Linked DNA regions of Homo sapiens: all the other regions are linked to region 1. The links are chromatin loops, found by intact Hi-C in ENCODE. Cell type or tissue: A673. All regions are shown on one strand. Links, peaks and the distances in the headings refer to the core of each region. The heading gives the core; the rest is flanking DNA.

Evidence for each region. Hi-C counts contacts between places; a loop is a spot of excess contacts. Peaks named below come from ENCODE experiments on the same cell type or tissue, not always from the same donor. Only the 100,000 strongest peaks of a DNase experiment are listed, where the experiment ranks them.
Region 2: a loop joins it to region 1, with 5 times the contacts of the local background. A loop is called at or near these places in 7 of 110 quality-filtered maps.
Region 3: a loop joins it to region 1, with 2.1 times the contacts of the local background. A loop is called at or near these places in 3 of 110 quality-filtered maps.

What each region holds. Positions count from the first base shown.
Region 1 is chrX:34,581,383-34,592,349 of GRCh38, reverse strand. No RefSeq gene overlaps it. Among named protein-coding and RNA genes, the nearest start is that of TMEM47, 70 kb to the left of the region's middle. In A673, for the core only: no CTCF peak of the experiment used is centred there; DNase peaks (open chromatin) are centred at 6,599 and 7,139; H3K4me3 peaks cover 972 bases; H3K27ac peaks cover 3,115 bases.
Region 2 is chrX:34,652,497-34,663,463 of GRCh38, reverse strand. It overlaps TMEM47 (transmembrane protein 47), which reads left to right and starts at 6,179. Exons shown (of 3, transcript NM_031442.4): 1 at 6,179-6,660. The coding sequence starts at 6,435. In A673, for the core only: no CTCF peak of the experiment used is centred there; a DNase peak (open chromatin) is centred at 6,073; H3K4me3 peaks cover 3,510 bases; H3K27ac peaks cover 3,529 bases.
Region 3 is chrX:34,914,975-34,925,941 of GRCh38, reverse strand. No RefSeq gene overlaps it. Among named protein-coding and RNA genes, the nearest start is that of FAM47B, 22 kb to the left of the region's middle. In A673, for the core only: a CTCF peak has its summit at 6,892 (motif pointing left); a DNase peak (open chromatin) is centred at 6,871.

The sequences.
Region 1 (10,967 bases), core at 1,733-9,732:
AAACAAACTTCTCATTAAACCAGAAAAATTTGGGGCAAAAGTGTTAGCCAGGCAGCCAGGCAGCCAGGCAAGATTTGAGGTAGAAACACCAGCAGGTTTTAAATTGCTGCTGGGTCACTACTGATCATGACAGGGGTGCATTATTGATCATGACAGTAAGGGAGGCTTGGGGCCTGATGTGTTGGCAGCAAAGGGAAGGACAGTTATGTCATTGAACAGGACTGATACATTATTGTCAGTGTAAATACCAGTATTTTGTAGCTTATAAGATGATTGTGTCCACAGGGAAAACCTCCAATCCCCACAGCTATGTTACAGCTTTAATGAAAACAGGCATTCCTCTCTAAGAGCCTGCTGTTTCCAGAGAAAAGGAAAATTCTATAAAAAACTTGAACTTGCTTCTCAGAAGAGTGACCCAATGTTAAGACAGGAAGACGATACAAGTTCATAAATTTTCAATAGAGATTGTACCATAAATTTGGGTGCTTAAAGAAAAGCACTTAGTTTCTTAAATTACTACAAAAAGTAATTTATGAAATGAAAATTCTTGCAAACACCAAGTGCACTCAAGAACACTTGAAGTACTTGGCAATCATTCTGAAGCTCTTTATTAAAACTCTAAAGCTCACCAAATCCAGAACTCCCCGATGAAAACACAAAAAGACATTTTGAAGTATTCGTGGAGGTCAGTGGGATTGCTTTAGTCAGTACTTTCCTCTCCTCTCCACTGCATTAATGACTGTACTTAATAAAACTTCATTGCCCCACATATTTGTGTAAATTGTTTGATTTTAGCAAAATATTTCTGCTAAAGATCTTTCACAGAATGCAAAAACTTTTCTAAGCTTCAGTGTCTTTCATATGAAGATACTAAGTGAAAAAATATTAGAAATTTATTCTAATGACACAGTCTTACACATAGATGAATGATTATAAAATAAAAATATTCATTGTAACTTAGTGTAAAAATAATATTTAAAAAGTATATAAATGTACAAAATGGAATGCATTGATTATAGTATAGTGCCTTCATGGACAATAATGTAACCATATACAATCATATTTACAGAGGGCTTTAATGGCATATGGAAGTGCCTGTAATACAATGTGATATTTTAAAATTGGGAAATAATATGATCTTAACAGCATCATCTTAACTTTTGTATAAAGTTCATGCTGAGCCTGGGGTAAACAGGCACTCTCATACATTACCAGTAACAATCCAAATGTTACAATCTCATATGAAGGAGAATTTGGTAAAATATATCAAAGGCACATAGGCATTTATCCTTCAACTTAGAAGTCCAGCTTCTCAGAGTTTACCCTGAAGACACAACTCCAACAATATGAAAATACAAATGACCAAGGTTATTTATTGAAGCATTATTTGTAATCACAAAATATTGAAAACTACCTAGATGTCCAAGCTTAGAGAGAGGTTGAATAAACTATGTTACATACACACAAGTGAGTACTATGTAACTGTAAAACAGAATGAGAAAGATCCCTATTAACTAATATAGAGTGAATTCCAGGAAGGTAATATTCATTTAAAAAGAAAAAAATTAATATTAATTTTTCTTGTGCATAGATCATGGTGCAAGTGGGGGCCTCTCTGTTCCACACACAGTCGGATCTCCAGGCATTCAGAGCATCCACTCACATGGACTAACGAGCTGAGATGCCCCACCCTTCCTGTGCAGAGATCCTGGTGCAAGGATGCCTCTCCACTTCATGGCCAGGCAGATCTCCAGGAACATGGAGCACTGACTCTCCTGGATTAGAAATTTAGGCTACCTCTTCCCCCCATGCAGATAACTTGTAGCTGAGGAAGTTTCCCACCTCCATGCCTAGGCACACCTCTAGGTGCTTGGTGGGTACCCACTGGATTCCTCCAAAGCACTGGTGCTTCTGCCTGCCACTGGGGTACCTGTAGAGGGGCCTGACTGTTCTGGACCTGCCCATCTTGACCCAGTACCTCTGGGGCAGGGCAGGGAGCTCAGCCCACTGTGCACTCCACAAATAAGCCCGTTGCCTGAGGCAACAGAGAGCTTCTTCCAGTAAAGAAGGATCAAGTATGTACCTAGTCATATTGGCTGCAGTAGTATCTTACCCATAAGTGTCATCTACTGGCTTGTGGGTTAAACTGCATAGTCCAATATAAAACCTGCCGAAAGAAGTGCATAGGGCTATAGAAGCAAAGCCAAAAGACCCTAATCAGTACCCTCTAAAGTCACATCCCATAAGGATGGGAGTAAAAGAAAAGGGAAAGAAAAAAAAAAGCAATAATATTATAAGGAAAGAAAGAAAAAAATCCTATCAGCATGAAAATATTTACAAAAATTAGAATTGCCAGGATCTCTAGATGAGAAGGAACCAGTGCAAGAATTCTGTCACCATGAACAATCTGAATGTAGTGACACCAAATGATTATACTAGCTCTCCAGCAGTGGTCACAAACCAGAATGGAAACTCAGAAATGACAGATAGACACTTCAAATCAAGATTACAAGAAAATTCAATGAGATCCAAGACAAGGTTGAATATCAACACAAATAAGCTTCTAAATCAATCCAGGAAATGAAGGAAAAGGTAAACATCTTAAAAAGAAATTAATCAGAGCTTCTGGAGTACAAAAACCTTAAAATACAACTGAAAGCTTTATCAATAGACTGAACTAAGTAGAAGAATGAACTCCAGAGCTTCAAGATTGCTCTTTTAAATTAACCCAGTCATACAAAAATAAAAAAGGATTCTAAAAGATTAAGTCCTTGAGAAATTTGGTATTATGTAAAGTGACCAAACCTACAAATTATTGGCATTCCTGAGAGAGAAAGAAGAAAAGGAAATAACCAGGAAAACATATGTAAGAGACTAATTCAAGAAAATTTCCCTAATTTTGCTAGAGAGGTAGACATCCAGATACATGAACTTCAGAGAACACCTGAAAGACACTCATGAGATGAGTGTCTGACTTCTCATCAGAAAACTTATCAGATGGGAGAGATTAGGGCCTATTTTTAGCATTCTTAAAGAAAGGAAATTCCAACCAATAATTTCATATCCTGCCAAACTCAGCCTCATAATTGCAGGAGAAATAAAATATTTTCCAGACAAGCAAGCACTATGGGAATTTGTTACTACTAGACCAGAATTACAAGAGATTCTTAAGGGAATTCTAAACATCAAAACAACAGAATGATACCTGCTACCATAAAAGATCACTAAAGTACATAGCCCAAAGACCCTATAAAGCAAACACAAAATAGAAACTACAAAGAGACCAGCTTACAACTTCACAATAGGATCACAACCTCACATATCAGTATTAACCTTGAATATAAATGGCCTAAATGCCCCCACATAAATGGCACAGAGTTGCAAGTTGGAAAAAAAACAAGACCCATTCATCTACTGTCTTCAAGAAACTCATGTCACACAAAACAACCATAGGCTCAAAGTATAGAATTGGAGAAAAATATGTTATGCGAATGGAAAACAAAAAAGAGCAGGGGTCATTATTCTTATATTAGATGAAGCAGACTTTAAACAAACAACAGTAAAAAAGGACAAAGAAAGGCATTACATAATGATAAATGTTAAACAAAAAGGCATAACTATCCTAAATATATACACACCCAACACTAGAGCATCTAGATTCATGAAATAACTGTAAGACCTACAAAAAGACTTGGACAGCCACACAATAACAGTGGAGGATTTCAACATCCCACTGAAATCATTAGATGGATCATCAAGGCAGAAAACTAATGAAGAAATTGGAGATTTAGATTTGGCCTTCGAACAATTGGACTTAGTGGACAACTATAGAGCACTCCACCCATCAACCACACAATATATATTATTCTCATCTGCACATGAAACATACTCTAAGATGTACCACATGTTCAACCATAAACCAAGTCTCAATAAATTTAAAAAAATGAAATTATACTAACCATACTTTCAGACCACAATGGATAAAAATAGAAATCAACTCCCAGAAGATCTCTCAATTCCACACAATTACATGGAAATTAAACAACTTACTCCTGAATGACTTTTAGGTAAACAATAAAGTTAATTTTTTATTAATGAAAAATTAATAAAATTTTTTGAAATGAATGAAAACAGAGATACAACACACCAAAATCTTTCACATATAGCAAAATCAGTGTTAAGAGGAAAATGTATTGTGCTAACTACTAATCTCAAAAAGCTAAAAATATCTGAAATTAACTAACATCACACCTAGAGGAACTAAAAAAACAAAAACCAAGAACAAACTAACCCTAAAGCTAGTAGAAGCAAAGCAATAACCAAGAGCAGAACTGAATGAAATTGAGACCCAAAAATCCATATAAAGAATCGACAAAACCAAGTTGGTCCTTTGAAAGGATAAACGAGATCCATAGACTGCTAGCTAGATTAACAAAGAAAAAAAGAAAGATCCAAATGAGCACAATCAGAAAAGAAAAAGGTAATGTTACATCTGATCCCACAGAAATACAAAAGATTCTCACAGACTTTGGACCCAAAGTAGACAATTTAGAGAAAACTAATTAAATATTTAATCCATTTTAATATGTGTACATTGTGAAACAGCTAAATCAAGCTAATTAACGTATCTATTAACTCACATACTTAACATTTTTTATGGTGAGAACACTTAAAATCTACTCTCTTGGCTATTTTCAAGTATACAATACGTTGTTATTAACCACAGTCACCATGTTGTATAATGGATCTCTTGAAGTTATCTCTCATATCTAAGTGAAATTTTATATCCTTTGACTAACATCATCCCAATGCCTCTCTTCCCTAATTGCTGCCAGTTCCTGGTGACCACCATTCTTTGCTTCCATGAGTTTGACTTTTTAGATTCCCCATGTAAGTGACATGCATTGTTTATCTTTCTGTGCCTAGTTATTTTACTTAACATAATGTCCCCCAGGTTCATCGAAGTTGTTACAAATGACAGCATTTCCTCCTTTTTAAACTAAGTATGTTTTTTGCACTTTTATACTTTCCTGTATTTAATACAGTTTATCTAATGAGACAAGCTAAATTTTAAAAATTAATGTACGTTTGTATTTAAAATAAATTTATGTTTGTGTTTGTTACATAGTTCATTCTGTAGATGGTGATAATCTGTGACGTTTCGGATTCTTCTCAGTGAGGTGTGCTGTAATGGAAAAAATGTGACTCAACTAAAAGATTTGCTTTCTTTTCCTGATTATTCTGCTAACTGCCTATATTTAGTGAGTCATTTGACCTCTTTGAGGTGAGTTTCTTTATCTGTAAAATGAAGAGTGTTGATCTACCTTACCTCAAAATTTCCATGTTTCCTTTGATACCAAAATAAACATTATGTGTGACTCTTCTTAATTGGATATCTTAATAATATTGCTAATACATTTTCAAATTTAAAACCCTCTGTACGTTGCATGTATTACATGTTTTTCCTAAAGCCCATAACACAAATACCTGAAGCCTAATAGACAGTCTTTCAAATCCTTGACAAAAAGTGTAACTTGTAATCACATTTAGATTTTGCTGTATTAAAAGTTCTCCTGAATTTGCTTATTGAAGGAAAAAGCCTTTTTTAGTAATTTATCTGAATGTTGAAAATATTGCAAGCTTGCGTTAAAGACAATAGTAACTTTCACATGCATATTCACATTAACAACCTCTTTTTTCCCAGTGAAAGCATCATTGGCTATAAAAGTTACATATCTGCTTTTTCTTTACTGAGTGAAATTGGCTTTTGACTCCTCTGATTACATGATAACTAAATCGGACATCTGGTTCTAAGTGATATGTTTTCTTTGCTTTTTCATTTGTTTATTGTTGTTTGCATTACTGAAAAATGCATTAAAACTGAATGCTGATGAAAAAAGCAGAATTCTGTCAGACGGAGAGAACAAGCTTTCTCACTGTAGATACCATTTTAACTTTGAATCTTTCAAGTGTAGGTTTTTCTATTTGTCTATAGTTCTTTCCCCAAGACATGTTTTTCTTCTTCAAGTCAGATAACACTTTTCAGGAGATAGGAAATGATGAGGGGATGCGTACTTTTTCTTCTCTTCATCACTTACCTTAGGTGGCTACAGTAATGCCACAAAATAATAGGGGTAAGTTCTAAATTGAATCTAGCAGCATTTTATGTTATATTAAGCAGGATTTTAGTTGGACCTTTGGTGATTTCATAGAGAACTAAGTGAGTTTAGAGAGTTCTAGATATTGGTTGTATAAAAGTCTCTCTCTGTATATATAAAATAAGCCTTTTAGCCAGAATTCTGAAATGCAAATAAAATGTAGACTTTAAAATACACACACACACACACACACACACACGCACACACACACAACCCAATTATTTAAGGAACCAGGAAAGATATAGTTCTGTATTTTATTATGTTATATTTTCACAATACTCATATATAAGACTCTGGAATCTCATTTAAATAACAGGAAGTGAATAAGCCTGACATCTAGTAACAATACATTTTGGGAAATGTACACCCAACTGTGATCTTTGCCTTCAACAATTTACAAATGACTTTAATAAGCCTGAGAGTGCTGTTCTCTAATGGCAGTGTGTAAAGATATTGTTCGGAGTAAGAAAACGGAAGCAGCTGGTACTATTGTGCGTGATTCAGATCACAAAAAAAAAAAGCGTATATCCTGTTTCCACCGTGTCCAGAAAATCTCTCTTAAACCTCAAAAAATTAGGAATCAAATTATTTTGAAGGCTTTTGTGTATCCTGTATTGTAATGAAATATAATACTTAGGACTCTGAAATTTATTTCACTTCTGGAGAGTCCTGCAATTTGAGAAAATAGTGAGAAAGCGCTATTGAGAAAAACAAAACAACATAGCAATGATTTAAGCTATAAATAGTCATGGTTTTCTTACCTTTTAGTGAAACACAGATGTCACATTTGGAGCAAGACTTCTGTGGTAATGTGTTTGAAAATAAACACCAACAGTTTTCATTGAATCTAATTTACCTGCTATTGATTAGTAATGCTTAGCATTTTGAGAGCTTGGAAGAAAACGTGGGAGGAGGCAATCATCCCATCACTGTTACTTCACAGACAGCAAGGAAAATTACTTGAATTAAAGTCTATGCCCAAGTTCACATTCTCAAGCCTCCTAATAGATTTCTTACTGATGCCCTTCAATTCAGCTAAGGGAGCAAAATGATGTTTGTTAAGCATTGACTCTTAAAAGCCAGAAAATCCAAAGGAGATGCTGACAGCTGGTGATTTACTGAAGGAAGGTGAAGAAAGAAAAAAAATGGGTTGATATTTTAGCTTAGGTTCCTGACAGAGTCCAATATGTAGCTGCAGCTTGACTGTCTATACTCTGAATTAAAACAGGATAAAGCTGCTGGCTAATTATTCATAGGTCAGAAACTTGGCAGAGAGGTTAAAGAAACAAAAGTAGGTAGTGGGAACAAAGACTCTTTGAGGAAGATCTCATAAAATGGAGTTACTCTATCCTAACCGCACATTTAGAATAACCTGGAGCATTGTTAATAATGCATAGACCTCAATACAGACAAACAAAATTCATATAACCAAGGACGGTCATGGGCAGCCATGGTTGAGAACCACTGATTTAAATGACCATCACTATTTTTCTAGCATGTACCTATAATGGGGAAATTTTAGATTGAAAATATTTAATTAGTTTAAAAATATTTTTGTTTACCAAAGAGGAATTGTGCAGTTTGAGGGTATTTATTTAATAAACCATAATATGAGAAAACATATTTTAAATAACATAATCTTGGCTCACACATGATAGAAACTCAACGAAAGTTAGTCTCTGTTTTTTTTAGTACATCCGTGTATTTGTATACTCATGTAGGCACAAACACACATACATATATGGTAGTTACATGACATTAAATAAGTGTGATTTTTTTTCATAGAAATGGAGAATTAACCTCACACAGAATTAACCTCACTTATTATCATTATTTGAATGGCAACAAATTGTTTTCCCACAACAACAAAAAAATTTTGTTTGAGTTTTAGCATTACTTTCTAAGGTGTTATTACTTGTGTCTATAAAAGGAGTAAGACATCTGTACCACTAAAAATGATTTGGTTGCAAGTAACAGAAAATTTTAACAAAGATAACACTTATTGGCTCAATTTTCTGAAAATTCCAAATATGTTTGTGTTGCAGGTTGGTTTACACGTAGATGGCTTCAAGTTAGAATTGGTTCAGCAAAGTAAAAGTGTCACCAAAACTAACTTTTTATTTTGATAGAGTAACTGTTTTTTGCCTTCATAGAGTTGACCTATTCCTGAGGCTTGTTCCCCTAACTCTTTTAAGATGGCTGCTAACACAACCTGTGACACAGGCTGCCTAGTTTTCCTTCAGTGAGCAAGTGAGAGCATCTCTTCTTCCAACCATAAAACAGTGCTAAGCAACATTTTAATTAATTTATTTATTTTGAGACGGAGTCTCACTCTGTCACCCAGACTGGAGTGCAGTGGCACCATCTCGACTCACTGCAACCTTGGCCTCCTGGGTTCAAGCGATTCTCCTGCCTCAGCTTCCCGAGTAGCTGGGACTACAGGTGTGTGCCACCACGCCCGGCTAACTTTTTGTATTTTTGGTAGAGACGGGGTTTCACCGTGTTGGCCAGGATGGTCTCGATCTCCTGACCTCGTGATCTGCCCTCCTCGGCCTCCCAAAGTGCTAGGATCACAGGCGTGAGCCACCGTGCCCAGGCCAACTAATTCACATCACATGCTCATTCTTAACCACACATTGGCCTAAGGGGAATGGAATTATGTTGACTGGTTTGGGTAGATCCAAATCTGGAGCAAAGAGGTAGGATAACATGGTTGCCTTGTATACGTGTGTGTGTATGTGTGATGTGCTTGTGTGTGTGTGTGTGTGTGTGTGTGTGTGTGTGTGTGTGTGTATGATGGTAAGTGGGTAGATTCCAGGGAAAGCAACCATCAATGTCTACTACCTGATCAAAATAACATGTTTTAAACAACTAGATCAACTAAGAGTTAATAAATTAGAATTAATGAACATGTCTGAATATTTTTATTATCCACCATAGAAAATTATGTATGGTTAAATTATAAGTTGAGGTTCAGATGCAACAAACATTTTCCCTTTTGGATTCATGGAGGGCATAAAGTATCCTGCACGACACTATTTTATATATATTTATAAATTCATATCATCTATTATTTTGAATAATTTGAAAACAGTTTTGCCACTGTAACACTCCTTGTTATATTCAAATATTTCACTGGAGATAATACATATAGTTCAGAGGGTCTTAAGTGTTCTCACAGCAAAATAACCTCAGTGTTTCAGTAAAATTTTATGTGGGGCCCCCAGACCAAAATTCATATGTTATAGTTTTGTTTATTGAGTTATGCCCTGACAACTTAATAGGCATTTTTCACTGATAATTTAGTAGTCACTTGGGGAAAAAATGTAATACACATAGATTAAAAGAAAAATAGAACTTTTATTTCATTTTTAACTAGCCACAAGATGCATGTACCTGTTGAGCACTGTACACACTCTCAAACCTTGGAATCAGTTTGTAGATGATCGCCCTCATTTCTTGTACTATATTATTTTTGTGCAGTACTTTCTTTTTATCCTGGAAATTGCTAAAACCCCGTTTCACAAAGATACAATGTTACCAAAAAGGAATTTCACGTGATCTAATGGTGAAACTGGGAACTACCTTTCCTAGTAGTTTATACTGTGTCTGATGGATATTAGTAGATTCCTTTTGAATTTGTTTTTTAGTTTTCATATATTTAGAAAGTACAAGTGCCATTTTGCTACATGTATAAATTGTATAGTAGCAAAGTCTGGGCTTTTACTGTAGTTATCACCTGGAGAGTAAACATTTTACCCACTAAGTAATTTTTCACCCCACACACCGCCACCCCCAACTTCTCACCCTCCCAAATCTCCATTGCCTATCATTCCAGTCTCTATGTCCATGTACACACATTATTTGGTTTCCACTTATGAGTGAGAACGTGCCGTATTTGACTTTCTGAGTTACATCACATCAGATAATGTCCTCCGGTTCCATCCATGTTGCTGCAAAAGACATGATTTCATTATTTTTTTTTATGGATCAATAGTATTTATTTGTGTATACATACCACATTTTCTTTATCCAATTATCCATCAGTGGGCACTTAGGTTGATTTCATATTTCTGATATTGTGAATAGTGCTGTAATAAACATACGGGTTCAGGAATATTTTTGATATAATGATTTTTTTTTCCTTTGAGTACATACTCAGTAGTGGGACTGCTGAATAGAATGGTAGATCTATTTTTAGTTCTTTGGGAAATCTCCATACTGTTTTCCATAGAGGTTATACTAATTGCATTCCCACTAACAGTGTATATAAGTGCTCTGATTTCTGCACATCCTCACCAACATCTGTTATTTTTGCCTTTTAATAGCCATTCTGACTGGTGTAAGATGGAGTCTCATTGTGGTTTGGATTTGCATTTTTCTGATGAAGAGTGATGTTGAGCATTTTTTTTTTCATATGCTTCTTGGCCATTTGTATGTCTTCTTTTGCAAAACGCTTGTTCATGTCCTTTGTTTGCTTTTTAATGGGGTTATTTGCAGGTATTTTGTTGAGTTGTTTGAGTACCTTTTAGAGTCTGGATATTAGTCCCTTGTTGGATGCATAATTTACAAATATTTTCTCCAATTGTGCAGACTGTCTGTTCACACTATTGATTATTTCTTTTATTGTGCCCATGACCAACACCACGCTGAATGGGGATATCTGAAAGCATTCCCCCAAGATTTGGAACAGGTCAAGGATGCAGACTCTCACCACTCCCATTCAACATAGTACTAGACGTGTTAGCCAGAGTAATCAGGCAAGAGGAAGAAAGAAAAGGCATCCAAATGAGAAAAGAGGAAGTCAAA
Region 2 (10,967 bases), core at 1,345-9,344, 72 kb before region 1:
GTTTTCTTTTTTTGTGGACAACTATATTTTTATGGTCATAGATCCTACTGTGAAACATCAATTAATCTGAAATCAAAACAGCGTCTAATGTGAATAGTAAGTTACTTGATATTATTGACCGAAATCTAACTAATTCAACTTTATAGTACATTTTTAAAATAGAAAAGACATTAGAAAATGATAAAATTTTGATTTTTAGATGCAGGATTATTAATTTTTATAAATGGTATTTTTTAAATAAAAGCAGAAACAGCAACTATCAATCACCGTCATTTATGATAATTTTAAGCCAAAAAATTTGCAACAATGCAACAAGAAATCCCAGAAATGAAACAGAATGCACCAGAATCTGGAGCCCTCTTGACCTCGTTAATTACCATAAATATCAGGTAGGCCTCATTATATTATGGTTTCACTCAAATCACAGTCTTTCTGGAGTGGACTTCAAGAATAAAAGTATAGTAAAGACAGTAAACCTCTAACGTGCTCTTTTCCATTTCTTATTCCTAAAGTATCTTGTTGACCTTATTACTTGTTCCACTGGACAAGCAATGGGTACAATGGTGTTAACCTTATTCATAGTTTTGCTTTCCTCGGTTTCAGTTACCTAAGGTCAACCACGATCTGAAAACATGTTAGCACAGTAAAATAAGATATTTTGAGAGGGAAAGAGATACTACATTCATATAACTTTTATTACAGTATATTGTTATGATTGTTCTATTTTATTATTAGTTGTTATCAATCTCTTATTGTGCCTAATTTATAAATAAAATTCTATCTAAGGTGTGTATGTATAGAAAAAACACTATATATATGATTAGGTACTATCTGTGGTCTCAGACATCCACTGGGGTTCTTGAAACATATCCCTGAAGATAATGGGAGGACTAGTGTATTTCTAATTTTTCAATGAATATTTAATTGTTTTTCTCTCAAGGAATCTGTTTGTCCCTCCATTCAATTTCTTCTCTCTGAGAGCAAAGAGGTCTAACCAGTGCATGTCTGGATGTGATCCCAGTGCTGAAATCCACAGTGTATGAACAACTTTCCAGGATCTGGAAGGAGAAGTGCAACTGAAAGAGCCCAACCAGGTGGCCCTGTACCCAATGGACAGAGCCTACTCTATATGGATGGAAGTCGGAAAAACTGGAGGATACCTTCCCACTGCCCATCTAAAAAATGGGCTTAAGATTGGCAGTGACCAGTGGCTGCTGTGACAGTGACACATTGGGAACTTGGACAATGTATGAGATTTGCTGGGCTTGAAAACAGTAAATAATTTTTTCCTTCCTAATTGGTTAAGTCCTTAGTGGTTTATCCCACGTGACTGAACTTAAGTAGTTGCACATTTCAACTGTTAAAAAAAACACAGAGTTAGTGTACTTGCTGATAGGCTATAAGCTAACAGCATGACAGTAAGTTCTCTTTATTTTCTTAAGACCAGTTCAACATCTGAAATGTGTTCCCCACATCTCTTCCACACCTTCTACCTCCAGCTATGACACTTTCCACTTCCCTGATGAACTTCCCAGTTTCTTCCATTTGACCTTGACCTCTCACATTACTGACCTGTTTCTGTGGCCTCAGTGGTTCAAGCTTGGAGATGATCTCATCCTTTATTTCAGGGTTCAGAGAGAGACAACTTCCTGCCTTTCCCTGGCTATACAACTCATATACCCAATTTTCATGGAGCTCCTGTACTATATGACTCTAGTTGTAGCCTTTGCCCCATAAGGTCCCAGGACAGGGGTGATCATGGTGATATGGTGCCTCAGCTAGCCTCGGGTAAAGGAGGTGGCTTCTGGCCTTTGTGTGATGTGACAGTGCAGGGCCAACAAAGCCATCCCTTTTAAGAGATCTTAAATCTCCTTGACTAGGGACTTGAATTTTCTTCACAGTTCAATCCATTTCTCAAATCTGGGTCTATTTTAACTTTTGTTTCTGCCACACACACACACACATACACACACACATACACACGCACACATATATATTCACATATATGATACATACATAAGATACATACATAAATCTTAACTGTCACTTCCCACCCCAACTACCACCCACTTCCAGTCAGATACCTTTTGGGGGGTAGGTTTTCATTCAATGTTTGCTAATTTTGGAATCTCCCATTCTACTTTTCCCATTTTTAGGGTAAATACAAGTCTATCATCTTTTTTTTTTTTTTTTTTTTGAGACAGAGCCTTGCTCTGTTGTCCGGGCCAGAGTGCAATGGTGCAGTCTTGGCTCACTGCCACCTCTGCCTCCCAAGTTCACGCGATTCTCCTGCCTCAGCCTCCCCAGTAGCTGCGATTACAGGCATGCACGACCACGCCCGGCTGATTTTTGTATTTTCAGTAGAGACAGGGTTTCGCCCTGTTGGCCAGGCTGGTCTCGAACTCCTGACCTCAGGTGATGCACCCGCCTCATCATCCCAAAGTGCTGGGATTACAGGCATGAGCCACTGCACCAGGCCAAGTCTACTGTCTTTTATATGAAACTTTTGGGGCCAGCTATGTTGGGCAATTCATGATTTTTCAGATATTCGAAGAATACTATGGTGCATACACTGTGGGATCTCTGCCTACATATTTCTTCACACTAAATGGATAAATTGAAACCATAGATAGCCTCACATCAGTTTGAAAGATGTTTTCCCACTGTTGGGGATCAGAAAGCTCTAATCTGAGAAATAGATGCCCCTATATTAGCTAATATGAACCCTGTGGTTAAGGAAACAAAATGACTTATGGGTCTAGGGTTCAGGGCCTAGCTGACATGGCAAATTTCCAGATTCCTACTGTTCTGAACTTCCAAACAATAGGAGCTATCAGATTCCTACTAATTCTAAGTTACAACCCAGACCACTGCAGCTCTGATTGGACATAGTACGGACCTTATAAACATTCTTTTCTCATAAGCAATTACAGACCTTAAGCCAGTTTCAGCCAGCTTACAGAGGCTGCATAGAAACTGTCTTTGTGTCATACAGTTCAACTTTTGATGTAAAGAGCCAAATTCCACCTCGTTTTAGTGCTAAGACCCTGCCCCAAAGTGAACATGGGATGTTACATATATGTTTACCCATTGTGCATGCTTTCTTCTCCTCTGATAAATATGTATTGCTTTTCTCCCAAACTTGCTGAATATATATGATTATATTTTGTAATATGGACCCCGTGAGGTATAAAACCCAACCTGTCCTTCCCCTATTCAAAGAGGGAGCACCTTCGGCTCCTGCCAGAGACCTTCTCTTCCCAGTTTGAAAACTAATATCGACAATAAAGCTCTTCTTTCTAGTATTTAGCCATCCTGGTGGTCTTTTGGATGATAAAACAAAACCCCCAAATATGGTGCTTTGACATACTGAACTCAAGAATCAGCCTCAAGGACTCTCTCTGACTTTTCCCTGCCTCTCTGTCTCTCTGACTCTCTTTGCTTCCTGAAGCACCAGGAGGAATTCCCTCTGGAATTTCCTTATATAACTAAGAAAACTCCTTTCCAAAAAAATGCAATTATCTTAAGACCCCTTCCCTTGAAATCTCATCAAATAACCAGGAAAGATCAACCACCCAGAAGAGACTGGGAGTTCTCACTATGTCAGGACTGACTTTTCATCTATTCCTTCCAGGGCAGTTCAGAAATTACCTGGGAGGCTCAATCTGCATAACAAGACAACCTTTGTTCACAGTGACATTCCGCCCCTCACCTTACTGCCACCTTCCCCAGAGCTCAGAAAAACTTTGTTTCAGGCCATGTTCTTTGGGCCCAGTTTCCCCTGGCAATCATTTACTCCTACACCCCTCATCTCTCTTTCAGTGAAGAAGGGTATATAAGCATCTGGACCTCATTGTGTTATTGGGTAATCACACTCCTGTGATTTTTTTCCCTGTGCACATAAAATAAGTTTTACATGCATTTTTTTTCTCCAATTAATCTGCCTTTTCTCAGTTCATTTCCAGTGAACCTTCAGCAGTTGGAGAGGAAGTGTCCCTGTGCCCCTGAGTTTGCTACAAATATATGAAAAGAAAAAAAATACTTTTGAGAGTTTGTTGTATTTTGAAATTGAGGATTAGGGATGGTTGATGGGCCTATGTTGTGCAAAATTCTATAAATTATTAATAGAGGAATAGAGTTTTTTAAGGAAAATTTGGCTTTTTGTTAAAAATTGTTTACTTTTCTAGTTTTGGAGACAGTATAGAGACAATTTTTTTAGATAGTATAAAGAAGGATGGAGTAACTCAAGCAAGCAGTTGAGAACAAGCCAGAAAAAAATTAAGCAAAAATGTGGGTGGAGGTGGGGGTTGGGGTAGGGGTAGAGGGGAAAGAAAGCCTGCATTGAAGAGAATAAAGAAAACTATTGGCTAATTGGAAAATAAACTTATTAAAGAGAAGATGATAGAAGTTGGAGGCAAAATAAAGATTTCTTTATATCTTTGAGAGCACACTCAAGACATTTTCTTATTACTTTTGAATACACATTATAAATCTAGATAAAAGAACAGTCACACAATCCTGGTCACCTCTTAATTGTCCCGGTTTGTAAATTTTTCAGTGTTCCCTAATTTTTTAAGGAGAATATGCACTTAGGCTTCTTTCTAGTTGAGAAGCCAAGAAGCCCTTTGGGATTTGGAGGTTAGTGAGCTCTGGATGCTCTAGGCATTCTTTGTTAAGGGTCCTGCAATAATTAGCACGGTAATGATTGAGAGGTGGGAGAAAAGTTCCCGAAATTGTAAATATAAGAAAAGCCCGGGCGTTTATTTTACATTAGGTTTGTTCTCATTTGACACTAACTCGATTGTTTCTTAGCCCAAAATGTTGCTGCAGTCAACATGTGTTCAACCTATGGAAAGATGTGGTTGGGGAAAAATAATTTTTATCAACCAAAAGTATGAAATCTTGCAACATTGAGGATTGTGTTTCATAGAAGAGAGAACATGTTTCTTGCATTCTTCAGCTCTTAACCACTGTTTTGGGAGTCTCACCAAGTTTTTGGGATGACTAAAGATCTAGAAACATCGCCCCTCCTCATTAATGTATTCAATAAATTATTTATTTTATAGAAAAGATGGAGATGAGTCAAAGAGCTACAAGAGACAGATAACCCACCAATCACATGCTGAACCAGGCAATTACAAAATTTCAATTTCAATTTCAAGAGGTGTTTAGTCCTCACATAAGGGAGAAAATATGGTGCATCTACTTAAGAACAGGACGATGTCCTATTGTGTTGAATCCTTAGCCCTTAGATGCTCAACAAATATTTGTAGACTGCTTAGTTTACCATTCAGGAAATATACACATCACTTTTCCTATTGCAGGTCCTGGGCTAGATCTTGCTAAGGACAAGGACATCCTAATACCCAGGAGGGGAATTAGATCCAGCTTGGCATAATGCAAAGCGGAATTAATAAAGGTTTTAGCCAACACCCAAAGGGCAGAGCAGTGGAGATGGAAATAAGACTTACTTCATATTTCGCAGGAGCTCTCATTTCCTTTTTAGCGCCTGCGTTTTCAGAGCAAATGCCCTTCATAGGGGGGCGCAAAAGCAGGTGAGCCCAGAGAACAGAAGCGGCAGCAGGCTAGCGGAGAAGTGAGAAAACAGGGAAAACCGGGGGACTCCTGGGCCCGTCTGGTTTTGAAAAGAGGGCAAAATGCATTTAGTCACTTTTCTCCTCCGTCCCGCAAATCTCTCAGGATGTGAAATTGTCCGGGGAGGGGCGTGTTACATCACTGAGAGACAGAGGACCTGTCCTTGCTCCAAGAGGCACAGCTTAGGAAACCTAGGAATCCACCTCTGGCGCCTTCTAGAAAACCGCCCACTCCTGCTCCCTAAGAAAAGGAAACCCACGTGACTGGGCGAAAGGGGAGAGCCCGGCGACCTGGAGCCAGCGAGGCTGGGGGCCCGGCGAGGGCCGGGCTGGGCGCGGGGCTGCTTCAAGGAACTGCCGCGCGCTGCGAATCGGGGGCGCGGGCTGGCACTGGGCTCCGCCCGCGGGCCAGAGGCGGGGTAGGGGCGGGACAGGCGCGAGCCTCCGGCACTGGGAACTGGAGCCGAAGCCACCAAGTGCTGGCCCTCCGCCCCTCCCCGTACGGCACCGCCTCCCGCAGCCCGGGGAGGGGCCGGGGCGGAGCGAGCCCGGCCGAGCCGGGAGGAGCGGGCGCGGGCGCTGGCAGAGCGCGGCGCGGGGCCGGCGGCGAAGGTCCGGGGTGGAATCGACGTCGCTGCGGCTGCCGACGACCCACACCCGGCCGGCCGCCTCCGCAGACCCACCTTGGCCGCGCGGCAGGGGGCGCGCAGAGCCCCGAGGGAGCGAGTCCCCGCGCGTGGCAGCTCGGCGGCTTCTCCCTTCGGGAGGTCCGGCTCCCGGCTCTCCGGACCCGCCTGGCGTCCTCGCCTGCGGCGGGGCGGACGACAGCGGCGCCCAGGAATGGCTTCGGCGGGCAGCGGCATGGAGGAGGTGCGCGTGTCGGTGCTGACCCCCTTGAAGCTGGTCGGGCTGGTGTGCATCTTCCTGGCGCTGTGTCTGGACCTGGGGGCGGTGCTGAGCCCGGCCTGGGTCACAGCTGACCACCAGTACTACCTGTCGTTGTGGGAGTCCTGCCGGAAACCCGCCAGCTTGGACATCTGGCACTGCGAGTCCACGCTCAGCAGCGGTGAGGGCCTGGCGCGCCGCGACCCCTGCCTCCCGCCCCGGACTGCCCCGCGCCCCACTGCCAGGACAGTCACCGCCTGTCCCCACGTCCCCGCATCCTCTGCCCTGGCCCGTCCCACCCCGTCCAGGCCCTTCTCGGATCCTGGGGCTCCCGCCACCTCCCTGGCATCCACCCCTCTTCCCTCCCCATCCCTGGTCGCCAAACCTAAAGCGACAGCCCACGCCCTCTCCCTTCCCCGTGGCCATTCCTCCTGTTCTGGAGTAACACGTACGCTATTTTGGGTATTTGTTATCATTTGAGGCGAGAGCCATGTGGCTGTGTAAAAAAATGCGACGCCTTCCACACCCCCGTTAAAAAAGAAGCAGGCAAAAACGCCCCAACTCCACCGAGATGCTGCGGGGGTTCGCTGTTCGGTCTTCCCCACTCTTTTTCCTTCCTCTCTCGAGGACGAATTTGCCTAGTGTTCACATTTCTGCCGGTTCCACTCCACCTTATCTGCGTTTTCACCAATGTATTTCGGTTTGGATTTTATTTCCTTACGTTTTTGATGGATATGAAGAGTTGAGAGAGGGACAGGCTTGTTTTCCTTTCCTTTTTTGGTGACGCCGCCGTTGATTGTGAGTTGCCTTTCTTTCTCTGCCACTCTAAGTAACTCTTCTCTCCTCCAGACCTTTCTTTTCTCCATGAGCTACTCACAGATGCCTAGAAAGTTGTGCTTTATTCCGCCAGCGCTGAAAGCTGCAAATGGATAAGATGGGGGTGGGGAGTGGAGAATAAGGTAGCTACTGAGGCTACCAGTCCCAGGGGGCTTTACTGCTTTCCGCCCTCCCTGACCCTCCAGTTGCCTTCCCCGGCGCCCCAGTTATGCCCTTAGCAAAAATCAGTCAACTTATGATTTCTCGCTACAAACCCCTTCCTTTCTAATTTTGATTCTTCAACTGCTGGTGTCAGCGAAGAGAAAGGGAAATAAAGAGAGAGGACCTGCCGGCGATTTTCTTTCTTTCTCTCTCTTTCTCTCTCTCTCTCTCACACACACATACACAGACTCACACACACACACATAGACACCTGAGAAACTCATTACATTCCTTCCAGTTTCATGTCTTCTCTGGGACTATTTATAAAGCTTTCCTGGAAACGTTTCAAGTTGTAACAAAGTTGAAATAGCACAAAAAGCCACAAAAATCTGATTTTCTTTTGTCTTTGGTTTCCTGTTATAACACAGGAAAATTTGACCAAGTTTCTTCTGTAAATTTAATTTTGTGTTTAAAAAAGGCTTTTTCTTTGATACTACCTCAAAATTCCCATTGAAGGGTTTCCTCTTTGTTGGTTAATTCACTGTGGAGGGAACTGGTTGGCAGCAGGAGGTCAACATTTAGGTCCTTCAATTCTTTCAGGGTTGGCAGTTTACAACTAAAGATAAAATAAATCGGCAGAATTTCTTTCTTCGGTAACCAGGGGATCCAAATAAACTTTGGCGAAAATATCTCCTTTCCCCTCTTCAATAATAAAATTTATGTAGGAATGACAGCTACTGCACGACTCCTTGGCAACGTGAATGTTTTGCCCCTTTCTCTCTGTCTCCTGAAATAATAGACCCCTGATTGCATAAAGACTTTTCAGATAGGTTAGAGAAACCAGTTTCAACTCACATTTGCTTTTCAAGCCAGTACCCTTTTTTCTTGGCCAGGAATGTAGGGAATGGGGAGAAGCCAGCTCGAGTTTGCAGAGCAACATACAGTGTTTGCTAACCTTTTCTTAATTGCCTCCATACCCATTTATCTCAGCTTTTTTCCTCTCTAGTCAAGGAAATATGGAGACGCAAGCCTAATGCAAATATAGCGGTAATAGCACTCTGCAAAGTAAAAATCAAAGGCAGGCCCAGTTTGGGATTTTTCCCTGTTTATTCTACCCCCTTGCTGAAAGTCATAGCCCAGCGTATATTTCTATTTGGATTTCTGAAAATCAGCTTTCATCTTATCTTGCCTTAAAAAAATAGTTTTCAGCCCAGATAAAGTAGAATTCATAAGCAAATGGGTAAAAAGTAGAGATGATTTTGTTAGAGGTTTTCTGGAACAAGTTCTTGACTTTGTGTATATATAATAGCAGTTCATTTTTTGCTCTCCACGGTGATGGTGGGACACAGGGCGGGGGTGGAGGAAAGGAAACAAGATATGGAAAATTGCTCTGTGTCCCCACTTTACAAAATGTACTTTCTTATGTTATGTGAATTTGAAGCTTCTGTCCGCCAGTGTTTTGAAAGGAAGGGGAATGCCCGAATCAAAACCAGCAGTGCTTTTCTTGTCTGTTCCAAAGGGCAAGCAGCTTTTTTCGTCTGTTTGCTGTGTGGAGTAGCAGAAAACAGGGAGGGAAATGTCTTCTCTGAAGATTTTGAGAGATCCACATCTTTGTCTTTCAAAATAAATTACCTTGGGAGGAACCACCAAGGACACTTTTACTGAAGGCCCTTCACCAGGATCTTTAAGGCTTAATTAAAAATGTTTGTCTTAATTAGAATTAAAACTGCTGTGAAGAGGCAGGCCTGTATTTACTGAAGGAGCATTTCAGGAATGTTTCTACTCACAATAGTATGCCCTACTTAGACCCAGTTTCTACTGAAACTTTCCCCTAAGCCATTATTTTTAAACTTGCATTTTAATTTTGGTACCAAATGTGCATCATTTGCTGTTTATAACCTGTTTTATGATTTTAAGCAAAAGTAGAACCATGCCTCTTGTGTTCTGGTGTATTGAAGGTTGCGTCAGCTCTTCTAGTACGAACCACTAATCCGGTTGTCAGTCAGCCGTAATGCTTTTCTCTGGTGTTCCAATTCAATGTATGGAGGACAGTTGAGGCACTCATCTTAAGTTCTAAGTGTTCCAGAAAGACATATGAGAAAGCGGCTAATTGACTGTGATTAATGGTGGAAAGAGAAAAAAAAAATAAAGTGTGCTTGTTAGGAAGTTTAGAATACGCAGTACTCACATGGCTGCCGGCCACAGAATTCTTTCTAAGGGTAGTTTTCCCCAGTACTGTTTTGGGGAACCTTTTAATAAACCTTAAATCTTACACAAATTATAGTAATATTTTAGACTTCTGCTTAGTCACATTTAGTTTGCTAACTTTATTTCTAGGATATAGTTGCTAGGATTTCACAGCAATTACAAGAATCCTTAGTGTAAATAGGATTGGCACAAGTGTATACAGAATGCTGATGCCCTAAATTTGATATCAAATGTGCTCTATAACCTCTAAGGAGACTTTACATTTCTTCTTTAAAATGTATAAATACATAGCTATTTCATGTAAAGCAGATTGCTTTTTGGTGTCTGTGTAATTTGTTGACTAAGGAGAAAGCAAGGACATACAGATGGCCAAATGAACACTTTTACTAACAGTAATTTAGGGATATAACAAATTCATTTTTCCTTTTTTTATCCCAAAATACTTGATCAAATAGTACCTTTTTTCAAGGGATATTGTTAACATCATTCACATACTATCCTAAAAATAGCTGCATTTGTAACGTGAGTCATTGGTAGTTTTGAAATGGCAGTATACCATATGCTAATAACAGGTGAATATTATCATTTCTAATTGACAAGAAATTCTTTTTAGAGTGCTTTATATGTAGATCTTTTTTTAACTTTAGTATAAAAAGCTACTTTAAAAGGAATTTATAAGAAAGCCTATCTTAGGTGTTAAAGATAAATGGAACTGCCTAACCACCTGCACGTCTTAGCAAATCTGAGATATAGTGATTCTGAGTTCAAACATGTTTCATCTGTTCATATTTTGCATTTATTCCTTAATTCGAAAACACAGTTTCATTAGGAAACCTCACAATGTGATTTGCTCCGGGGAAGGTTCAGCTTGTTGCTTGAAATGTGTTGATATTGATGCATTTTTACAAATAGCTCCGCAAGCCTGGAAGTCACTATTGTTATACCCACTTCTGGCTTCCTTGAAAAGAACATAAGAAGAATAAATGCAGTTTTGTTTAACCTAGACATCATAGACGGGTGGACAGTTAAGAGTACCAGAGAGCACCAAAACTTTCTCCACTGATAAGCCAGAGAAAACCAAGTATAACTTATTTCAAGATCTTCCTGATGACTTTCTCTTAATGTCTTTTAGATTTTCAGGTTCCTTAGATTTACTTTTACAAAGGACATTTTAATGTGTGAACAGATATAATTTCTCTTTTGCTCACATTCATAGAAGGATTATAATTCCCAGGGAGCCACTTAGATCAGTCTTGGCAGCTAAGGGATTTGATGGGTGTGGGAAAAGCCTGGCCTTTCGTA
Region 3 (10,967 bases), core at 1,960-9,959, 330 kb before region 1:
ACAATCTATAGATAAATTATGAAATTTAATAATAAAAATTTAAGTGAATTTCTCAAGATTAATTAATATTCATATATTATTTATTAATATTTATATAGTATAGCTTATACCATATAAGAATGAATTACATTTCTGGCCAGGCACGGTGGCACATGCCTGTAATCCCAGCACTTTGGGAGGCCGAGGCAGGTGGATCATGAGGTCAGGAGTTTGAGACCAGCCTGACTAACATGGTGAGATCCCATCTCTACTAAAAATACAAAAATTAGCTGGGCGTAGTGGCACGGGCCTGTAATCCCAGCTACTCAGGAGGCTGAGGCAGGAGAATTGCTTGAACCAGGGAGGCGGAGGTTGCAGTGAGCCAATATAGCGCCACCGCACTGCAGCCTGGTGACAGAGCGAGACTCCATCTCAAAAAATAATAAACAACAACAAAAAGAAGTAATTACATTTCTATGAACAAGTAACATACAACCAGGAAATAAAATTTTAAAAATTTGCAGTACAATAATTATTTTTGCAAAAAGTATAAAATATGACTAAATGTAACAAAATGTTTGCAAGAATTCTATGGAGGAAACTATAATATAGAGATAATTTAAGACATAAATAAGTAGGGGGACATACCCCATTAATGAATTAGAAGACTCGTTCTAAAGATGTTAGCTCTCTTCAAATTGATCTGCTGGTGTGATGTGATCCAAAAGTGTATACATTTTCTAATAAAACCTGAAAATATGTTTCTAAAATGTATATGGAAATATAAAGGGCCAAAAAAGTCAAGACATTGTACATGTACAACAGTAAACATATATATGAATGTTCATGGCACTATCAATATAGTAACAAATATATGAAAACAACCTAATAATGGCTAAATCAAGTATGGTATAGTAACACAATTGAACAGTATGAAAAAAGGAAGTGAATGATCTCCATTAATCAACATGGATGCCTCATAATGTTGAGCAAAATGTATTAGACACAAAATACTATCTGATTTATTTAAATAAAAATGTTTAAGGCAGGTATAAAGGTATAATTAATGGTGGCAATGTACATTTAAGCATCAAAGCAATGAGGGGGAAAAAACAACTATTATTACCAACATCCGACTGAGGTTGGGCATTACAGGAGAGGGAGAGATGGAATATTGGTTGGGATAGGGTACAAGAGAGCTTCCTGGTGCTGTTAACAGACATTGGTGGTCAGTTTGGGACAAATTGTTGAGTTTTCCATTTCTATATCCTGTATTTTTCTGTATATATGTTATGCATTTCATGATAAAAAGAGGTTAATTTTACTGCTTATAAATTTAAAACTTATCAGGAGTAAAACTAAACAAAAAGACAAAGACAAAGGATAAATAAAATGAAAAATATTTCCCACATGTAGTAGGCAAAGGACTTACACATTACCCAAATAAAGGTCTGTTCTTTTTTATTTGGATTATTATTTCCCTGGCACTTTGAAAACCTTGGTGCTTCATGCTACTGTTCTGGTAATTTTGGAACCAGCATATTAGAGTTCTGACGGTTTTCACAGCTAGCATTTTAATAAATAAAGTACAGTGAAATGTGCAAAAAGGTTAGAGTCAGTGTCCTCTTGTCTTTGACAAGGGAGACATATCTGCCTGTATTTTCCCTAAAGTTTTTTTCAAAGAGACTATTTAAGGAGGTCACCCATAAGAAATAAATTAATGTTTGTGTGTAGAAAACACTGAATTAGGATTTAGCAACAGTTTAGAGGAATGGGCTCTGCAAGAAAGGCTGTGCCAGGCATATGGGAAATGGGGCTTAGTAAAATGAAAGTGATTGTGAATAGAGGAAAGAGCTTCTCTACAGGGCCACTCTCATTTTCTCCCTCCATATCACCCCTGTTTTCATTTGTTTGGCCAATGAAGACACCTTTCCAAACCGGTATTTGTGTGTGGAGAGGAACCGAGACCAGGGTCAAAAGATGCAACCTGGAAGCTCTGAGGGTAAAGAAAGGAATATTTCGAGGGCAGAATTAGGGAAGGAAGTGTACCTCTAGGTGGGAGACCAAACCTCATGGGTAAGAGATATAAAACTACCAGACAGAGACATAAATATGAGGAAGGGCCTGTGTCCAAATCATTCCAGTAACAATATATTTTTAGACTAGAAAGTCATTGTGAGGTAGATTGGGACACCGTGTATGCAAATATAAGGTCAATATTTTACAACAACTGTTTGTTAAGTTATGCACAAAAAAACTGACTGGTGAATGTTAGCCCCGCTAAGCCCATGGAAATTATCGAGACTCTCCTATCAAGGGTAAGGCAGAGAAAAATATGGCCACAACATTTTGATATCATAATCAAAGTGTTTTATTTAAATGCAATATTAAATAAGATGATTATTTAATAAGGTGATTAAATTGTCATTGAACATAAAATTCCCATATTAAGTAAATATTTAAATTTATTTATTTTAGATTTTATTTCCTCCTTCTGATTGAAATTCCTGGAACTGTAGGTTAGATCTTTGCTAGAAATTGTGCCTTCATGAAAAAAACATGTGCCCTAAGAGAATTACTTAATAAATGAATAAAATTAATGATTTAATATTCAGTAGCCTAACCAATAATCTGGAACAGAGAAATTCACATTTTAAGCCATATCCAGCAAGAAGAATGTCCGTATTCAGCATAATATACGAGCTAGAAAAACAGTTATATTGACTTTGATAGTAATTCTGTGGTTGATGCTTAAAATATTTTCATCAGTAACTCTGTGAAGACACAGCTTGAGATCAGGCAAGTTTGTGAACTTGACTCATGTGAAGGTTATAATTAAAAATACAATTGGGAAGGGTTAGCAAGATGTTAAAATGTCTTATAGACAGTTTGACAAAGCCATGGTCAGAAAAAATCCTTAAAGATCAGAGGTGGGAGTAATAAAACCTAAAGAGGAGATAGTAAAATAATTTTTAGGAAGATTAATTCTAGTTTACTGTATATTTCTACCTCAAGTAATTTAATCTGAAGATTATTTTCTTCTATGTACAAAATGACATATACAAGAATGTTTATTATCACATTGTTTTTAACAGTGGAAGATTGAGGGCAGCCAAAATATCCATCAGTAGAAGAGATAAAAGATGTCCAAATCCAAATTAAAGACATTAATATGCATTAGGTGGATCTGTACATACTGACATGGAAAAATGAGTGAGATATGTTGCACGAAAAAATTGCAGAACATTTTGGATTTGTATAGAAAGGTTTGGAGGCTTTTTCAGCAAGCTATTTGTAATAATCTGGAAGGTGAAGTCACCAGGGAGTTCCACTATCTACATTTATGAACACAGGTGCAGAAAAACTAAGCAATATATTTAAAAAATCAAATCCATATTGTTTAGTTTTTCAGCATCTGTGTTCATGAGTGAGTTTGGGAGGTAATTATCATTTCATAGTGTCCCTGTCAGATTTTGACATTGGGTTATGTTGGCTTTGTAGAACTTTGGAAATCTTGCTCACTTTCTGGTGGAATTTATATAATATTGGTGTCATTTAATTTGTTCCTTATTTATTTGGAAAGAAATTACTGGTGAAGCCAATTGAACTCAGAATTTGCTTTGAGAGTAGGTTTTGAATTACAGACACATTTATTAGATATAGAAACAATTGACTTTCCCTTTATTCTTATTCATTTTTGTTAAATTATGTCAATTAAGTTATTATCATAATATTGCTTATATCTTTCTATAATCACTTAATATCAATAAAATCTGTAGTAATATCTTCTTTTTAATCTTTATACTTATTATTTGTGCCTCCTCTCTTTGATTAATTTTTTTTGTTTTTTGTTTTTTGAGACGGAGTCTCACTCTGTCGCCAGGCTGAAGTGCAGTGGCGTGATTTCAGCTCACTGCAATCTCCGCCTCTCGGTTTCAAGCGATTCTCCATCCTCAGTCTCCTGAGTAGCTGGGACTAAAGGTGTGCACCACCACGCCCAGCTAATTTTTGTATTTTTAGTAGAGACAGGGTTTTACCATGTTGGCCAGGATGGTCTTGATCTCTTGACCTCATGATCCGCCCACATCGGCCTCCCAAAGTGCTGGGATTCCAGGTGTGAGCCACCACGCTGGGCCTAATGTTGTTTTTAAAAGAACCAACTTTGGTTTTGTTGATTTCATTTTATAATTGTTTCTTATTTATCGGATTTCTGCATGTATCATTATTTTTTCTTCTAATTCTTTGGGTTAATTTCCTGTCCTCATCTAAATATATAGATTGTTAATTTTCAGTCTTATTTTCTAATATTTATACTTGAGTCTATGAATTTTTATTTATTAATGTCTTTAGTTGCATGCCACATATTTTTATATGCCAACTATGTTACCATTTATTTCACAGCAACTTAAAATATCCATTGTCATTCTTGTTTGATACAATTTAGTTATAACTATACAGTTTAATATCAAATATTAAGGAATTTTTCTGTTTATCTTTTTGATACTGATTTTTTATTTAATTCTACTCTCTGCAATAAACATCATCCCTTTAAATTGTGTCAAAGCTTGTTTCATGGTCTGTAATATGGTTAATATTGATAACTTTCCAAGTACACTAGAAAAGAGTATATATTGTAACTACGGAACAGTGTTGTATATGTCAACTAGGTCAAGTTCATGAATGTTGTTCTTCAATCCCAAAGAAACTCCAGCAAGTTTTGTTTATTTATTCATAAAAATTTGACTCTAAAGGGAGAGAAACAGAAAAGATTTGGTCAATCTCAATGTATTTTATTACCCACAGGACCTTGGCCTCACAAGTTCTCACTTCTTTTATTGCTTTCTGATGCTTTTACATAGCTGTTCTTTTCTATTTTGCTTAGCTTTTATAGCTATGCTCAATGGTAGAGTTGTTTTGAAATAAGTTACTCTGTCAAAAATGAAAATGGAACTCTCCCATCACCACATTTTCCCTGTTGACATTACTATTCCAAGTAGAATGAGTACATTTTCTTAAAATATCACACAAATAATCTATTTCTGGGGTGAAAATATTTTTTCATGTTGCTCGAATTTATTATATAGTTATTTAAACAGTGTGTTTCTAGAAAACAGAATGGATAACAGAATATAAATCAAAACTCTTTCAAAAGTGTATCAATTATATGTAGGAAATGGCAGCATTTATCTAAAATCATCATGCTTCATAAGAGCTTGCCCAACTGTAGATAGAGTAAATCACTTTTCTTTTGGAGACACGTTGCTCAGATCTGAGCCAAAGTTAAGCAAACTTCAGAGAACATAGAAATCTACCCATACCTGTAGCAAAAGGTTTTCTGCCTTAAGCCAAATTGATAAATGTATGTTGCACATGTATATGGTGATTGATTGTAAATTTCTGTGTTTGTATTAACATGCCTGTGTAACATGACTATGGGTATATATATTTATGTTCATATAATTTCTTTAACGGGTATATATGGCTGGCTTATCTTTAAATATCTAGGAAGAGTTATGTATATTTGTGGCTAGGCATGCGGGATGCTAGGCCTATGAGTACATGAGTGTACACCTGGCATGGCCCAACATGTGTCTGAAAGCTGCTGTGTCCAAATGGAGGGGTTCAGGGACCTGGAGAGAAGGTATCCCAGGGTAGGGATACGGAACAAAGAAGGTAGTCACTTGATAGTGTAAATACTGGACCTTAGTATGTTTTTGGCACTTTATGCCCAATACACTGACCTTTCACCTGATCCCTTATGTTTATTATTTATATCCTTTCTCCTAAAAGGTCTTCTGCTAAAGTACACTGAAAACAATCCAATTTCTGTGGGCTAAGAAACTCCGAATGAGGCCTTGATTCCTGCTAAATTTCTAAACGCCTGTCTTTTTTCTACCCCTAGATGTGGAGCTCCATCTTTTGTTTTCAGCAAAAAGCTTTCCATGAACCACAATGCTTGCACCTATCTGGCCGTAAGTGTGGCCCCTTCCCATATGCTCTTGCTGCATTTATGAATTACATCAGGTTGAATACACTAGGGAATTTTATGATACTTTGAATACTAGTTTCAGCAACCACACTACATATTTCCTTCTTATTCACCTTCCAACCATCACAGTCTCAAAATAGCTTCCTAATATTACAGACCCAGAGGAGCTTGTAGTTCAGTACATCTACACAAGGCATAATAGGAATGCTCATTCACAAAACTCATTATGAAAGCGTCCATAATGCAATGCTCATTCACGATTTCTAGGGCCAGCAAAACACTTCCATATACTAAGACTAAATACAATAACAGGTTGGATAAATTGAACTATATGAGAGTAGAAAAGGTAGGAGATGATTTTAAATACTTACTATAATAATTAATTCTACATTTACTGCCCAACTTAATTGATATTACAGAAGAAATTCAAAAGGACATTCGAATATTCTCTCTAGAATTCGAATGAAAAAGAAACATTATTATAATTTTCTAAAAGTTGGAGAATCCCAGGAAACAATTTATAGCAGGAGATTCTGAAAGTGCCCAAATCTTGTATGGAATAAATACGATTACAAAGGAGACATTGTGGGTTCATCGAAAACAAGTCACACTGAAATAACTTTATGTCCTTTTTATGGAGTATCAGTACATTAGTATTCTAAGTGAAAGTTGTTGGCATTATTTCTTGATTGCAATAAGACATATGAGATGTACCTAACAGAATCATTTGGAGAAAATGTAGACATGAGCTAAGAATAATTAGGTAGATTTACAGCTGGTTAAATCTCCATATCCAAAGAGTATTTTTAACCAATCAGAGTTAACCTGAATCAGCTATCTTGGCAAGTAGCTATAGATCCTATTGAATTGGCAGCCTTTAGGGGGGAGTCTTGTTGCTTCCAACCTTCCCTCTGGTTCCACCTTGTGGCTACTTTTCCACTGATCATTTGCCATAGCACTTATCTTGCTTTGTGCGTATGTTGAACATCAGTTATTTAACAGAGTTGTGATTATATAACTTGGTGTGGTGCTGCTGAGCTACTTCCTGGTGCATCTGAGAATGAAAATGAATAGAACAAGTCTGTCTTCAGGACATGGATCATGGTCCAGGTCTGTAGGTATAAGTGTTAAATGAGTCCACTAAAGAGAATCAGAATAGGGAATCACTATGTTACATGCCACGCAGTTCCCATAAAATATTATTGTTTCTTCTCTGAGGCATAGCTTTTCCTGGATCACGCATTTGTTCTTATTCCCCTGATATTATTGTCCTCTTCTTTTTTCTTTTATTGCCTGCAGATTTACCTCTGTTGTTATACAGTAACACTAGCACAAATATTAGACACACTGTGTTAGTTCAGAGTTTTGTGGATTCTAAGCACATATTTATTTTATTTAAATAGACAGGCAGGTTGGGAATATCTCCTGGAAGCTGATGACACTAAGGCTCAGGAACGTGAGGAGTACTAATAAAGCTGTCACAGCTGGGGCTTTTTTGTGAAGTTTGAGCTCCAGATCAGTCTTTTTGAAGAATTATCTAGTTTGCTACCTCCTTCATTATACTGCTGAGCAGAAAATTCTCACTGTCTCCAGAAATCTAAAAGCAGAGAACACCTTGCATGCTTTCACCCTCTTGTCTAGCCATGATTCCAACACATGAATTTTCGCCAGCCTAGTCATGAGAACAAACGTGACTCATACCTCATGGGTCATCAGAACAAATTTCTCAAAGCACAGACACACTGGGTCTCAATTTGAACTGGAATACAGTGTCTTTTCCCCCAGAAGCTTCTCTAGTAACCACAGCAAAAACAATCTGAACCCCAACAATATGTACTGGATGGAGGTCGACCACATAAAGTGATCTTTGCACTTTTACTTGGCAACATCCTTTTTTTTTTTTTAACCTGCTAACAGCACCGTGCCATAGTCTATCAGGAATGAAGAAAATTTCCAGTGATCCTCCAATACACAATTATCAGCAGTTTTCATCATGACCGTCATCATAAAGAATATTTACTGAACAATAACCACAGCCTGTAACTATGTACCATGTACAATGTTAAGTGCTATACACTCATGATCTCAGTTAACCCTACACAACCCTGAGAGGCAGGAATTAACAACATTTAGTCTGTGAATAAACTGAAACCTAAGGAGGCTGCGAGCCCGACATCGCAGAAATAGTCAATTGTAGAGCTGGGATTTGAAACTGTGTCTGTCTCATGCATATAGCACCCAACACAACACTACTCATAGATCCCGACTCATGCAGCAGCAGCAACAATAAAATGTACTCTTCCTCGTATTTCTTCCCTCCACTCCTGTTGTGTAACAGATTTAAGCTGGATATGAATTATTGAACCAAATGATCTCTTTGTCTTAAAAACTTTTAGATTCTACAAACCAAATCTGCAGACTTTCCCCGTACCAGCCCAGAAAGTAGCAGAAATTAGGTATAAAGAGTAAGTCAGACCCCACACTTCCAGTGATGAGAAACATTCCAGAGCTGCAACAGAGAGGGTCTTGCTTTTATTTTGAAAGAAACTTTATGCCACACAATAAACAATGGAAACATCCCATGATAGTATTTGCCAACATGGCTCAGCACACTTTAGCAGAGAATAAACAAACACTGGACATGACGAAAGGAAATTGGGAAGAGGTCAAGTGCTATGCTCTCCCTGTACATTGATTCACTGCTCCAGGCTTTGGATGATTTGCTGTAAATTCATTTTTTCACACCATGGTTTCCTGAGGTTTGGATTGTGTGCTAGCTGTGTGGCTTGTAATTTAAGGACCATTCAGTCATTAAGTTCTTTTGAAAAAAATGCCTTCTTATGAAGCAAACAAATATAGAGCTAATAATATTAAAATAAAAAGAATTGAATAATATCTTATTTAATAGATTGTATTATAATAGATAATGCCCAATAGAAGCATGTGGGATAGTGGATTTCTCTAATGTTACATGAATATGTGCAGGTACTACATGCAAATCAGAAAATCCTGAAAATATGACAAATAATGGCACTCACAATCTTGATCATTGTACATTTTGACACCCAAGGCTTTAATGAGGCAACAGTGAAGTCATCATTTGATGAATGCTGAAGGTTTTTAGATTTCCTCGAGGTTATAGAAACAAAATTTGGATGGCTATTTCTATGTTAAGTGACAGTGCAAAAATACCTCAGGCCTCTGACTAGTTTTGTTGCTCTCCAATGCTTGTTTCACAAAAATTGCTGATGACATGGCATTAACAAGTTTTATTTTTGCTGTCAGTTATTTTATTTGCCTATCCAGATGCAATTATAAACTAAAAAGACAAAATTATGCACTATATATCATGTCAAAAATAACCATTACTTTTCCTAAAATATTACTGAAGTAATTCTCAAATAATTCTTTATTGGTTCTTTTGAATTTTAATAAGTGAAGTAAATCTTACTGACTAAAATTCAGGGTACGTAATAACTAATTGATAAGCACTTAAATTAGTGGCTGGAAGGTAAGTAAAATTATTATTTCCAAAGTGGATCCACAGTTCATTAACCGCAATTGTCATTTTCTACTATGTGATGGAAGAAAGTCACTTTACTTAAGATTAAATTAACATCTGATGTTACACAAATGTTCCATCAACTTTCTTAATGGCTTATTTCAAAAATCATGTATTAGAGAAACCAGAAAAAGTTATATCTTTCAGTTTAAACTCAATGTACAGAATCAATGTGTCCCTCTCTTCACTTCCAACAATGTAATGAATTTTAATAGCCACTTCTATCTACCCTGTTGCCAGGTCAGGCAGCAGCATTATTCCATGTTTGTCAATTAAGACGTAACACTAAATGGAGATTATATGTCTAAACATGCTCCAACTAGTGACAGACCTTTGATCTAGAACTCTGAGTCATGGGCCACTATTTCCTCTGATGAAAACTAGGCTGTTCTATTTTCAGCTCCAGGTGATAAGATACTGCTTGTCCTGTTACCTCAAGCCAAAGATTTGACACAATGTAGCAGCAAGGTGCTTATGACACTAAATGTTTCCTCATGAGCCATATGGAGATAAAAACATTTTTTCTCCCTGTGCACAGGGTCTACATAGTCTTCAGAGATATTGACACCCTTGATTTAATCAGATGGTTAAAGAGAGTTATAATGGAATCAGATACAGAAGAGTCTTGGGCTCCAGTTTATCTAACACTTAGTTTCTATATAAGCTCCTAAAGAGGAAGTACTCTTGCCATATTTGTCTTTCCTATCTCCTGGTGCAGGTCAGACTCAGGCAGGCATTTAGTATATTATTGCTGACTTGTTTCACTGTCTTGACTCCTGGACAGCCTGGTGCCTCAAAATAGAAGATATCTGAGGTCATGACTGCTATATATGCTGAGACTGCCTTCTAGTTGCCGGATATAATCAGAAATGATACGGATAATGAAGGTAGAGATGTATGTGTGTGCTTTTGTGTGTGTGTGTGTGTGTGTGTGTGTGTGTGTGAGAGAGAGAGAGAGAGAGAAAGAGAGAGACAGAGACAGAGATACCGTTCCCATCTGTGTTTTAGGAGTGCATGCCAATTTCAAAACTGTATGAAAAGCAAGTCTAAAAGCATTTTATTTATTCCATTTATTAATTAAATTCCCCTCATCTTGGGATAGGCCAAACTGCTGTAATAGATAAATCAATATTTCACAATAAATGTGTAAAATATGAATGCAAGACAATAAAAATGCATTTAGTTATCTAGTAATTACAGTATTTTGGAACATAAAAAGACCTCGACCATCATTTATTCCAATTCCTTTATTTTATGAATGAAAAAGCTAAGGCTCAAAGAAGAGAAATAACTTCCTCAAAGTGAAACAGCGAGCAAGGACCAAGAACTATTGACTTCTAGTTCAGTGATTCTTGCACCTCACTAGGCTGCCTTACATGCTAGTAGGTCACTTTCCCATTTCCAACCTCATGATGGGCATCAGTGAACTCACCAGAC